3 separate regions of the Homo sapiens genome follow, and all the other regions are linked to region 3. Evidence: chromatin contacts called from ENCODE Hi-C or POLR2A ChIA-PET data. All regions are on one chromosome and are shown on one strand. The core of a region is the stretch at or near the end of the contact, and the rest is flanking DNA. Distances in the headings are between cores, read along the strand shown.

Region 1 (3,420 bases), core at 26-2,525, 1.0 Mb after region 3:
TAGCTGGGATTACAGGCGTGCACCACCACGTCCGGCTAATTTTGTATTTTTTGTAGAGACGGGGTTTCACCAGGTTGGTCAGGCTGGTCTCGAGCTGCTGACCTCAAGTGATCCACCCGCCTTGGCCTCCCAAAGTGCTGGGATTACAGGCGTGAGCCACCAGGCACAGCCCATTTTTCTGCTTCTAAGAATATCATGCAAAAGAACCTTCATGGGGGGAAAAGTCTGCTTCTAAAGAGACTGCAAACAGACCACACACTTCATTTGCCTTCTGGGATCAGAAACTGAGATTACCCTTTGAGCAGTCAACCTCTTTTCTTCCTTGTAACATGCTGATTTCAGAAAAGGGGACTGTGGAGAGAAGGGAGGGGAAGGGGAATCCCCTGGCCAGGGGCCTGCCCACAGAGCTCCCCTTTGTGGTTACTATGGAAACAGGCATAATAGGAACAAAATAGAGGCAGGTTGCCTGGCAACAGAAGAGCCCAAGGTTCATTACAGACGCGCGCACACACACACAAACTGACATATACACACACACGCAAAACAGGTACATATCAGGGAACCTCCCCCACTCCCCAGGGAGGCAGTGTCACTTCTGGGGAAGCTGGGGTATCCCTGTGATGACAAGTCCTAGAGCTCATCCAGCTTTGGCAGTGCGTGTGGAGCACTGTGGTACCAGCTCCCTCTGAATGGTGGTGGAGCACTAGCGGCAGGGCTGACCTCCCTCTTATAAGAGGAAAGCCTTTACTTTATATCACAGAGGAGTCTAAACCTTCGAGAAGATGGAGGTTTTCTTTGCAAAGTAGGGACCGAAAGAACTCCTTAATACTCCTTATAAAACATGGTGTGTAAAAACAAACAAAAAACAGGCCAGGTGTGGTGGCTCACGCTTGTAATCCCAGCACTTTGGGAGGCTGAGGCAAGCGGATCATGAGGTCAGGAGTTCGAGACCAGCCTGGCTAGCATGGTGAAACTCCGTCTCTACTAAAAATACAAAAATTAGCCAGGCGTGGTGGCGCGTGCCTATAATCCCAGCTACTTGGGAGGCTGAGGCAGGAGAATCGTTTGAACCCAGGAGGCAGAGGTTGCAGTGAGCCAAGATGAGCCAAGATCGTGTCACTGCACTCCAGCCTGGGCGACAGAGCTAGACTCCATCTCAAAACAACCACCACCACCACCACCACAACAACAAAACAACAAAAACACCCAAAACATAGTGTGTCGGGGGGGTGCTGGCGGGGGAGTAGCTGTGTAAATTACCTGGTAGGAAAGATAACTCCAATTCTCTGGAGGCATAGGACCTCCAAGGAATTCAAAGGACAAGGTAAAGGGGTATCGGAGCCGTTTCCGCCTGGACTGAGCTTTTTGCTGGGATTCCATCTTGCCAAGGTCTCTATTGCTTCCACCACCACCACAGTTCCCCAACCCCATATTGGACACACAATAAATGTTTGGGTAGCTGCAAGAAAGACCCACAAGTAGAGGAATTGCTCCCTGGGGGCTGAGAGCCAGAGGAAGTTGTGACAGCCTGGGATGCAGGATGCTATCTATTGTAGAAAAGGCAAGGGCTTTGGAGCCAGTTATACCTGGAGTTCATTCATTCATTTGAAACATGCTCTTGAGTGATTGCTATGTGTCAGTCAGTGCTCTAGGCATGAGGGGCCAGGGTGCGGTGGCTCACACCTATAATCCCAGCACTTTGGGAGGCTGAGGTGGGAGGATTGCTCAAGCCCAGGAGTTCAAGACCAGCCTGGGCAACATAGTGAGACCCTATCTCTACCAAAAAAAAAAAAAAAAATTAGCTGAGCATGATGGTGTGTGTCTGTAGTCCCAGCTACTTGGGAGACTAAGGTGGGAGGATCACTTGAGCTTGAGAGGTTGAGGCTGCAGTGAGCCATGAATGCTCCACTGCACTCCATCCTGGGCGACAGAGTGAGACTGTCTCAAAAAAAAACAAGCAAAAAACCAAAACAAAACAAAAAATCAGTTAATCTAGGCACAAAGCATACAGCAGAGAAGAAAGAACCCTGTCCTCATGAGGCTTAAATGCTAGCGGAAGCTTTGACTCTTGCCTCTGTGAGTTGTGTGATTTTAGGTAAATCACGAACCCTTTCTGAGACCATTCCTCACTAAGTGCCTCCCTCCCAGGGTGTGCAAGGATTAAATGAGCTGACAGATGAAAGTAGCTCCTGACAAAGTGGCTCACACCTGTAATCCCAGCGCTTTGGGAGGCTGAAGTGGGCAGGGATCACCTGAGGTCAGGAGTTCGAGACCACCCTGGCCAACATGGTGAAACCCCATCTCTACTAAAAAATACAAAAATTAGCCAGGCATGGTGGCACACGACTGTAGTCCAGCTACTTGGGAGACTGAGGAAGGATAATCACTTGAACCCAGAGGTGGAGACTGCAGTGAGCCAAGATCACGCCACTGCAGTCCAGGCTTGGCAACAGAGCGAGACTCCCTCTCAAAAAACAAAACAAAACAAAACAAAACAAAACAAAAAAAAAACCAACGAAAGTAGCTGCTGCAGGATCAGACACAATCATATTAAGGTAGTTTTGGGAGGGGGTGTGGGGGAGGCTACACCAGCGGGCAGAAGGAGAAGAGTTGGCAGAAGTTTCTAAAAGTGTGCGTTTCTCCACTTAACACCACTGAAAACTTTTGAAAATATTCCCCTCCCTTGGGCTGAGGTGGCAGTCTTAGGAAACCCCAGCTCTGTTCCAGCCTGCAGGATCATTTTTTTTTTTTTTAGACAGAGTCTCGCTCTGTTGTCAGACTGGAGTGCAGTGGCACGATCTCAGCTTGCTGCAACCTCCACCTCCTGGGTTCAAGCGATTCTCCTGCCTCAGCCTCCCGAGTAGCTGGGACTACAGGCGCACACCACCATGCCCGGCTAATTTTTGTATTTTGAGTAGATACGGGGTTTCATCATGTTGCCCAGGCTGGTCTTGAACTCCTGACCTCAGGTGATCCGCCTGCCTCGGCCTCCCAAAGTGCTAATTTTTATATTTTTAGGAAAGACGGGGTTTCACCATGTTGGCCAGGATGGTCTCGATCTCTTGACCTCATGATCTGCCCCCGCTCAGCCTCCCAAAGTGCTGAGATTACAAGCGTGAGCCACCGCCCCCGGTCAGGATCATGGTTTTTTAGAGGGTAGGGTTGAGGTTAAGCCTTCTCTAGCCCTCCAGTCTGGAATGGGACAAGAGCCAGTCCTCAGAACTACCCCCCGACCAGGTAATCTTGACATTCATATCCCTGAATGAAGTACCTGGTCAGTGATCTCTGCTCTGGGGCTGCTTCAAAAACCAACCTCTCCCTCCTGCCTTCTTCCCTGTTGACCAAGAGGGTGGCCAGAACAAACAATGGAGCAGATAAGTTGGCTCTGAGCCTGGGACTCTGGCCTCTGCTGTTTGGATC
Region 2 (3,471 bases), core at 957-3,456, 1.6 Mb after region 3:
CAAGGTACTTTAAGCTTTTGTTGTCAATGTAAGTGAAAAACATTTTTTTTTCCATTCTTTTTTCCCCATATTTTCTAACTGGTGGTTACTGTTATAAAGGAAAGCTTTGGATCCTATATATGGTGACTTTGCTATACTCTTATCCTAAGAGATTCCCAGTGTAAGGTTTCTAAAAACAAAGCTAATGAGGTGTCTCTATGCTGTCTCTAGGATCAAGTTTAACCTCTTTTTATGGAACACAACCCTGCCCGATCTTGCCCCTATTCTCCACCCTAACCAGCATCCCCCAACATAAACTGTACTTTCCAGGCCAACATTCTTTCTTTCTTTCTTTTTTTTTTTTTTTTTTGAGACGGAGTTTTGTTTTGTCTTCCAGGCTGGAGTGCAAAGGCGCGATCTCGGCTCACTGCAACCTCCGCCTCCCAGGTTCAAGCGATTCTCCTGCCTCAGCCTCCAGAATAGCTAGGATTACAGGCGCATGCCACCACGCCCGGCTAATTTTTGTATTTTCAGTAGAGAAGGGTTTAGCCATGTTAGTTAGCCAGGCTGATCTCCAACTCCGACCTCAAGTGATCCGCCCGCCTCGGCCTCCCAAAATGCTGGGATTACAGGCATGAGCCACCGCGCCCAGCCCCAGGCAACATATTTTCTTAAGGCAGCTTTAACAGGCCATGCATTTCCACATTTCCACACCTTTGCATATGCTGTTCACTCTGCTCCAAATTCCCTTCCCTGTTTCTCTCCCGCACTTCACCTTCCTTTTAACTTTTTCTTCAAACTCAGCTCACGTGTCTTGCTTAGGGAGGGCTTCCCCGACCTCCTCCTATCCCAGACTGGGTAAGGTACTCCTGGTCTAGCAGCATCCTTCTGTTTACCTTATTCTTGTAGCTCTAGCACCACTAAAACGTTTTTCCTGTAAATAACATAGGTGCATTTTTAAATGAAACCGTGAACAAGAAATCACCCTAATTCCGTCGGCAATTTATTTTAGTATTTCAGTAGAGTTGCTTTTTTAAACTAAGGTTTGGAAGTCTAGCTTCCAGCTGCAGGTTTGTGAGCATCCTGAAATTCAGTTCTTCCACCGATGCGTCAAAAGACGCGACAGAACAGTGGACCTCGAAGCCAGGACCTAGGTAAGGGCAGGGCCTAGCTCTAGCTCTGCCACCCATAAATTCACATCCACCCTGTGCCTGGGACTCAGCTTAGCCACACACACCGGCCCCACCCCTCCGGGGTCTCTTTCACCTGTCACCCGCCATTAACCCCGTCAGCTTCTCTCCAATGACACCCCAGGGTTGTCCTACAGGGCCACCGAAGCCTGAAGCTCCTGTGAGTGGGGCCGATAAGAGGCCATTTTGAAAAGTCCTCAGCATGGGCTTCGCCTTTAGATCCACGTCGTTTCTCCTTTCTAACCCGAGATGTGTCCCTTGGGTGCGAAGCGACACCAGCGATTCTCTCGGAGGCCCCGGTGGCTCACCCCCACGACTCCCCGGGGAGGCGGTCCCCATCCCTAGGGAAACCCGGCCCGCCCAGCCTTTGTTGCAGAAACCGCACACGGAGCCATATTTGCTTTCAGCCAAAGGCAGACGTGGTCGGAGGAGTCGGAAGGGCAGGGGCGGACCCGAAACCCGCCGTGCGCCCCACTTCTCCATCGCGCTCCTTCCTGGACTCTGAGGAAGAGAAAATGCGCTCGACCACCTAAGGACCGCGTCTCCACCTTCCACCTTCCCAATCATCTGCAGCTTCCCAATCTGCAGCAAGGTGTCACAAGGGCTTCTCCGCAGCTATGATTTCTAACACCATGCCCCGGGCCAGGAGCCTCAGGGTGCCCGTTCGGGAAAATGGGAGCCGAATCAGGATCACCCCATGCGCCCCCGCACCCTTCCCCCGCCGGTTCCAACGCCCGGGCGCCCCTAGACCGGGGGGGGGGTTCTGAGGTGGACTTCCTGCGCCTCCTCGCAGCTTCCCTCCAACTCCACTAAACGGGCACAGAGACGCCACCGCTGTCCCAGAGGCAGTCGGCTACCGGTCCCCGCTCCCGAGCTCCGCCAGAGCGCGCGAGGGCCTCCAGCGGCCGCCCCTCCCCCACAGCAGGGGCGGGGTCCCGCGCCCACCGGAAGGAGCGGGCTCGGGGCGGGCGGCGCTGATTGGCCGGGGCGGGCCTGACGCCGACGCGGCTATAAGAGACCACAAGCGACCCGCAGGGCCAGACGTTCTTCGCCGAGAGTCGTCGGGGTTTCCTGCTTCAACAGTGCTTGGACGGAACCCGGCGCTCGTTCCCCACCCCGGCCGGCCGCCCATAGCCAGCCCTCCGTCACCTCTTCACCGCACCCTCGGACTGCCCCAAGGCCCCCGCCGCCGCTCCAGCGCCGCGCAGCCACCGCCGCCGCCGCCGCCTCTCCTTAGTCGCCGCCATGACGACCGCGTCCACCTCGCAGGTGCGCCAGAACTACCACCAGGACTCAGAGGCCGCCATCAACCGCCAGATCAACCTGGAGCTCTACGCCTCCTACGTTTACCTGTCCATGGTGAGCGCGGGCGGGCCTAAGCGGTGGCGGGGGCCGGGCGCGGTTCCCGGGGCGCGCGCTGGGGCGGGCCGGGGGTGTGGCCACCCGCGGGCTCTCCCGCCTCCCTGCGCCCTTCTGGAAAATGGAGGCTGCTCGAGGTTTCCGAGGACTTCTCTGGCGCAGAAAGTCGGGGCAGCTGGTTCTTCTCGGCTGTACCCTGAGAATGCTCCCTCCTAGGCCAGGGCCGCCTCTGCACACCCTTCTTTTTTAAGGAGACCTTGGTGTCCTGAAATCCTGGGGTTGCAAGACTGCCAGCCTGTGTGATCAATCCTGCGGTTAGGAAGGTGGAGTTTTGCTTTCCCATCTTTTCCTCTGCCTCCGGCATTTGGCCCTAAATGCCAGCGTTTTTTGCTTAGGTATCCAGCTCCCGTCCGCCTGTGTGTGGCGGAGCTGCTGGGTAACGGTGTCGAATAGCAAACCTTGGGGGCTGGCGGGAGGTGGCTTATCTTGTGGGTAGATCCCTCTCGAGCAGCCGTATCCACCTCTCGGCTCTGCTTATCTCTAAGTCCCACTTGCTTTGAAGCATATCTCTAGGAATCGCCCCTTCTGCAGTCACCGAAGTGTCACCTGACCTTGCGCCTAGGGGACCTAATTTATCTTTTATGTATCTTACTGTAAGAGGTGTGGAGTTTGGCCTACTAATTGAACCCCCAGTTCTTGGATAAAGTCCACCGACAGTTACTGGGCAAGAAATTTTTCAGTGATCAGTGGAATCAGTTTTCCCAAATCTTGGTCTTAGGCAGTGTCGTGGGAGTCTTCCTTAGAATTGCCTTGTGATTGTCCAAACTATCCCAAGAATAAATGTGTTCCAAATGGATTTGAAAACAGGCCTGTATTTCTGTGACTGTCACTGCCTTTCACAAACACTTGACTACATCAAATGTCTAAAACTGAAAATCAAATT
Region 3 (3,439 bases), core at 383-2,882:
TGACACTCTGAACAGCTTGGATTCGGTGAAAAGCCACAAGCCCCAGCATGAGTACAGTGATGTTCCTCCCCAACTCCGCCCTGCATGGTCTGGTTGGTCATTGTGCCAACCCACCTGAGATCCTTTCAGCAGACAGCACGTGGAAGTCCTCCTGCCCCAGGAAACAGGGGTGTGATGTGGTTGCAAGGGGAGGGCAGGCATAGGAAGAACTGAGATTGCTGGACTGGAGGTCAGCCCCTAAAAAGATGATCAGCAAGCCTGAGTGGGACCGGCCCAGAGGTCTCTGGACAATGGGGCAGGAGATAATTAGCCAAGCCAACCCTACTGTCTCCCTCCAGAAGGAATACTTTGAAGATTGTCCCACTGCAACTCAGAGGAGAATGGAGTGGAGGTGCTGAGAGAGGCCGTCTCCATGGGAGCAAGACCACATGACCACGTGAGCTGAGGGAGTAGCTGGTCATGCAGAACTGCTGTGGCTCCCAAAGAGTTTTCCAGTTCTGGCTCCAGTCCATCTGCATCCCCACACTAAAGCTCTTTGTTTGTTTGTTTGTTTATAGCCTGAAGAGGGTAAGTTATTGGTCCTCGCCCCCATGCCCCACAGTGAGGATGCTCAGCTCCCCCCAGCCCCACCCACCCCTTCCTGTCCAGTTTGCTCAGGACCGGACAACTATATGTAGATGACAGAAGAGATACTTATTTGGAGCTTGGGTGAGATAAGCATGCAGGTGCCTCAAAGAAGCAACCTCTACACACCCAGTACTGGGTTTTGGTTTCCATTTGGTGTGGAATGAGTGTTTCTGAACTGTGGGTGAGAGGCAGAAAGGGGAGTGGTTTCTATACTGCTGTCCAAGCAGGCTCACTCTGTTTCCAGGGTAGAGGAATGTGCCTCCAATAATACGATTTTTCTAGGGCCATGGGGTTTGAGGTTGGTGGAAATGTTTGCCTGTCCCGGCAACCATCATTCCCAATTTGGAGGCATGAATCTCAGTCTCTCTGGGGCTCCTCTCTCCTTTTTGAAATTTTCCCCCATGGTCTCTGTCTCTATATCCTCCCTTGCCCCCACAACCACTGGATCTTGCTTGTTCCACCTGAAACTTGGTGATTGTCAGCTGTGCCCCTGACCACACTGCCACTAAGTCCTTCTCAATCTATATCCTGAGCTCTGATTCCTCTTCTGTCTGGCTGATTTTCATGCCGCCTTGCCTACTTGATATGTGCTCTGCCCCTGTTTGAAGACAGGGAAAATTTTACATGAACCTTGATCTATGTTCTGTTTTTTTTTTTTTTTTTTTTTTGACTGAGTCTCGCCCTGCCGCCCAGGCTAGAGTGCAGTGGCACGACCTCTGCTCGCTGCAAGGTCTGCCTACTGGGTTGACGCCATTTCCTGCCTCGGCCTCTGGAGTAGCTGGGACTACAGGTGCCCACCACCATGCCCAGCTAATTTTTTCTATTTTTTAGGAGAGACGGGGTTTCACCGTGTTAGTCAGGATGGTCTCGATCTCCTGACCTTGTGATCCTCCCGCCTCAGCCTCTCAAAGTGCTGGGATTACAGGTGTGAGCCACCGCACCCAGCCTATGTTCTGAAATAGTTGTATATGGGCTGGGTCACAGGGAAAGTGAAACTCAGAGCTAATTTAAGGCTGGACACAGAGTCAGCAACACACAAGACATCATCTTGAAGGAAGGATGGCTTTGGTAAGTCCCCAGAAACGGTTTTAAAGCTTTGATTTGAGGAACAACCACCCTATTAGTGATGATTATGTGTATTCTTGTTGGTCTACAGCTCTGGCATGGAGGGCACATGGGCACATGCTGAGTTCTGGGGGTCTGGCTCTCTCAGACACTGTGGGAAGGAACCACGGTGCTGGGTTATGACCCTGGAGGCTCCCCAGCCTCAGCTGCCGCATGGGGTCTGGTTCTACTGTGGCCAAAGTTTGCGTTTATGCTTTTCCAAGCCCTCCTCTGGCCAAACTACCAGTGGCTCTGCTAAGCCTCCTGAAGGCAGGAATGGTGGGCTCAGGGAGAGCAGCCCTTGGTTTACCCCACAGGCCGCCTCCTCTGTCACATCATCCTCAGTGGGAGGGATTAGCTGGGGAGGGAGGGTCCAGGGAAAGGGCTCCAGCTGTGTGGGTGGCAATGGGGGCTGTCAGAAAGGGCTCTGTCTCCCTCGCCTCCAGGCAGGGCCAGTCCCTCTACTTTCCCTCCTTCCCTCCAATTCCTTCTTAGTTTCCTTCTTCCTTTAGACCCAATAGCAGCCACATTTCCCAAGTGCTCAGGGGTCCAGACACCATGCTAAACACTTCTTTTATTTAATCCACACCAGGTAGTTAATAAGCAATCCTATGAAGTAGGCATAATTACTGCCAACTTCATGGATAGGAGGAATGATATACTGGTAAGTATAGAGAGGGGGCTGCCCAAAAGTCAGAGAGGGAATTCGAACTTAGGAGGCTCTGACTCTAAAGCTTCGACTTAAAAAAGAAAGAATGTATTTAATTCCAGGAGAAATACGTGAACACATTCACTTTGTCTGAAAAACCGAAACTCTAGCCTGGGCAACATAGTGAGATCCCATCCCTACAAAAAATATTAAAATTAGCCAAGGATAATGGTATGTGCTTATAGTCCTAGCTTCTTGGGAGGCTGAGGTGGGAGGATCACTTGAGCTGGGGAGGCTGAGGCTTCCTGCAGTGAGCTGTGATAGTGCCACTGCACTCCAGCCTGGGTGACAAAATGAGATCATGTCTCAAAAAAAGCCAAAAGCCAAAAACCAAAACTATTAGCATAAAAACTAATGTCCCCTTTGACCATCCTTCCCATCTGTACAGCCTTTCCCCTCTGTACAACCTGGTGCGTATTCTTCCAAATATTTTTCTGTTTTTGCATACATATATGGCTACCTTACAAGTATTGGTTTGTAGCTTTGGGGTTTGTTGTAGTTTTAAATTGCATTCCGTGAGGACAATTCAGTTAGGAAATGCTTGAATCTTTTCCTTTATTTACCAGCTTTTGGAATAATAGGGTGATTCTTTTCCATCCTCCAAAGATGCCTAGTGTTTTTAAAAAATATCCTTATGAACACGTGGGTTTTAACATATTTGATGTGTTTCAGTTTGTGTACAGTTATTTTTATTATTTTTTTTTGATGCTCAAATTGTCCCTTATTTGGTCAAGTTGACTCTTGACCCCTCTAGTCAAAGGCTTTACTTTTTTTTAAATTTCGAGGTTCTGGGGGGGAACATGTGGTATTTGGTTACATAAATTAGTTTTTAGTGGTGATGTCTGAGATTTTGGTGTACCTATCATCTCAGCAGTGTACTCGGTACCCAATGCGTAGTCTTTTTTTTTTTTTTTTTTTTTTTTTTTGTGATGGAGTCTCACTCTATCGCCCAGGCTGGAGTGCAGTGGCACGATCTCTGCTCACTGCAACCCCTGCCTC

What was found. Hi-C counts contacts between places; a loop is a spot of excess contacts on that map. ChIA-PET counts read pairs that join two places held with the same protein, here RNA polymerase II (POLR2A). Pooled maps may share reads with other maps.
Region 1: a loop to region 3 is called in a pooled map, with 6 times the contacts of the local background. The contact joins the enhancer-like site here to the promoter of PLAAT2 in region 3. A Hi-C loop is called at or near these places in 6 of 37 single-sample maps with no recorded cell type and 10 of 50 pooled maps. POLR2A ChIA-PET finds 5 or more read pairs at or near these places in 1 of 52 experiments (GM12878).
Region 2: a map with no recorded cell type shows a loop between it and region 3 (8-fold over the local background). The contact joins the promoter of FTH1 here to the promoter of PLAAT2 in region 3. A Hi-C loop is called at or near these places in 3 of 37 single-sample maps with no recorded cell type and 6 of 50 pooled maps.

The regions. Positions count from the first base shown.
Region 1 is chr11:62,548,988-62,552,407 of GRCh38, reverse strand. No RefSeq gene overlaps it. Among named protein-coding and RNA genes, the nearest start is that of AHNAK, 3.9 kb to the right of the region's middle. RefSeq lists enhancers at 1-431, 432-1,237. Within about 2 kb of position 1,275, at least 29 of the 41 ENCODE cell types and tissues checked have a DNase peak (open chromatin) inside an H3K27ac peak, as active enhancers do.
Region 2 is chr11:61,966,369-61,969,839 of GRCh38, reverse strand. FTH1 (ferritin heavy chain 1) reads left to right here and starts at 2,206. Exons shown (of 4, transcript NM_002032.3): 1 at 2,206-2,528. The coding sequence starts at 2,415. It overlaps LOC399900 (a long non-coding RNA gene), which reads right to left and starts at 2,546. Exons shown (of 1, transcript NR_187560.1): 1 at 961-2,546. RefSeq lists enhancers at 1,100-1,149, 1,270-1,339 and silencers at 1,860-2,209, 2,480-2,679.
Region 3 is chr11:63,561,572-63,565,010 of GRCh38, reverse strand. PLAAT2 (phospholipase A and acyltransferase 2) reads left to right here and starts at 1,632. Exons shown (of 4, transcript NM_017878.2): 1 at 1,632-1,695. The coding sequence starts at 1,687. RefSeq lists a silencer at 596-675.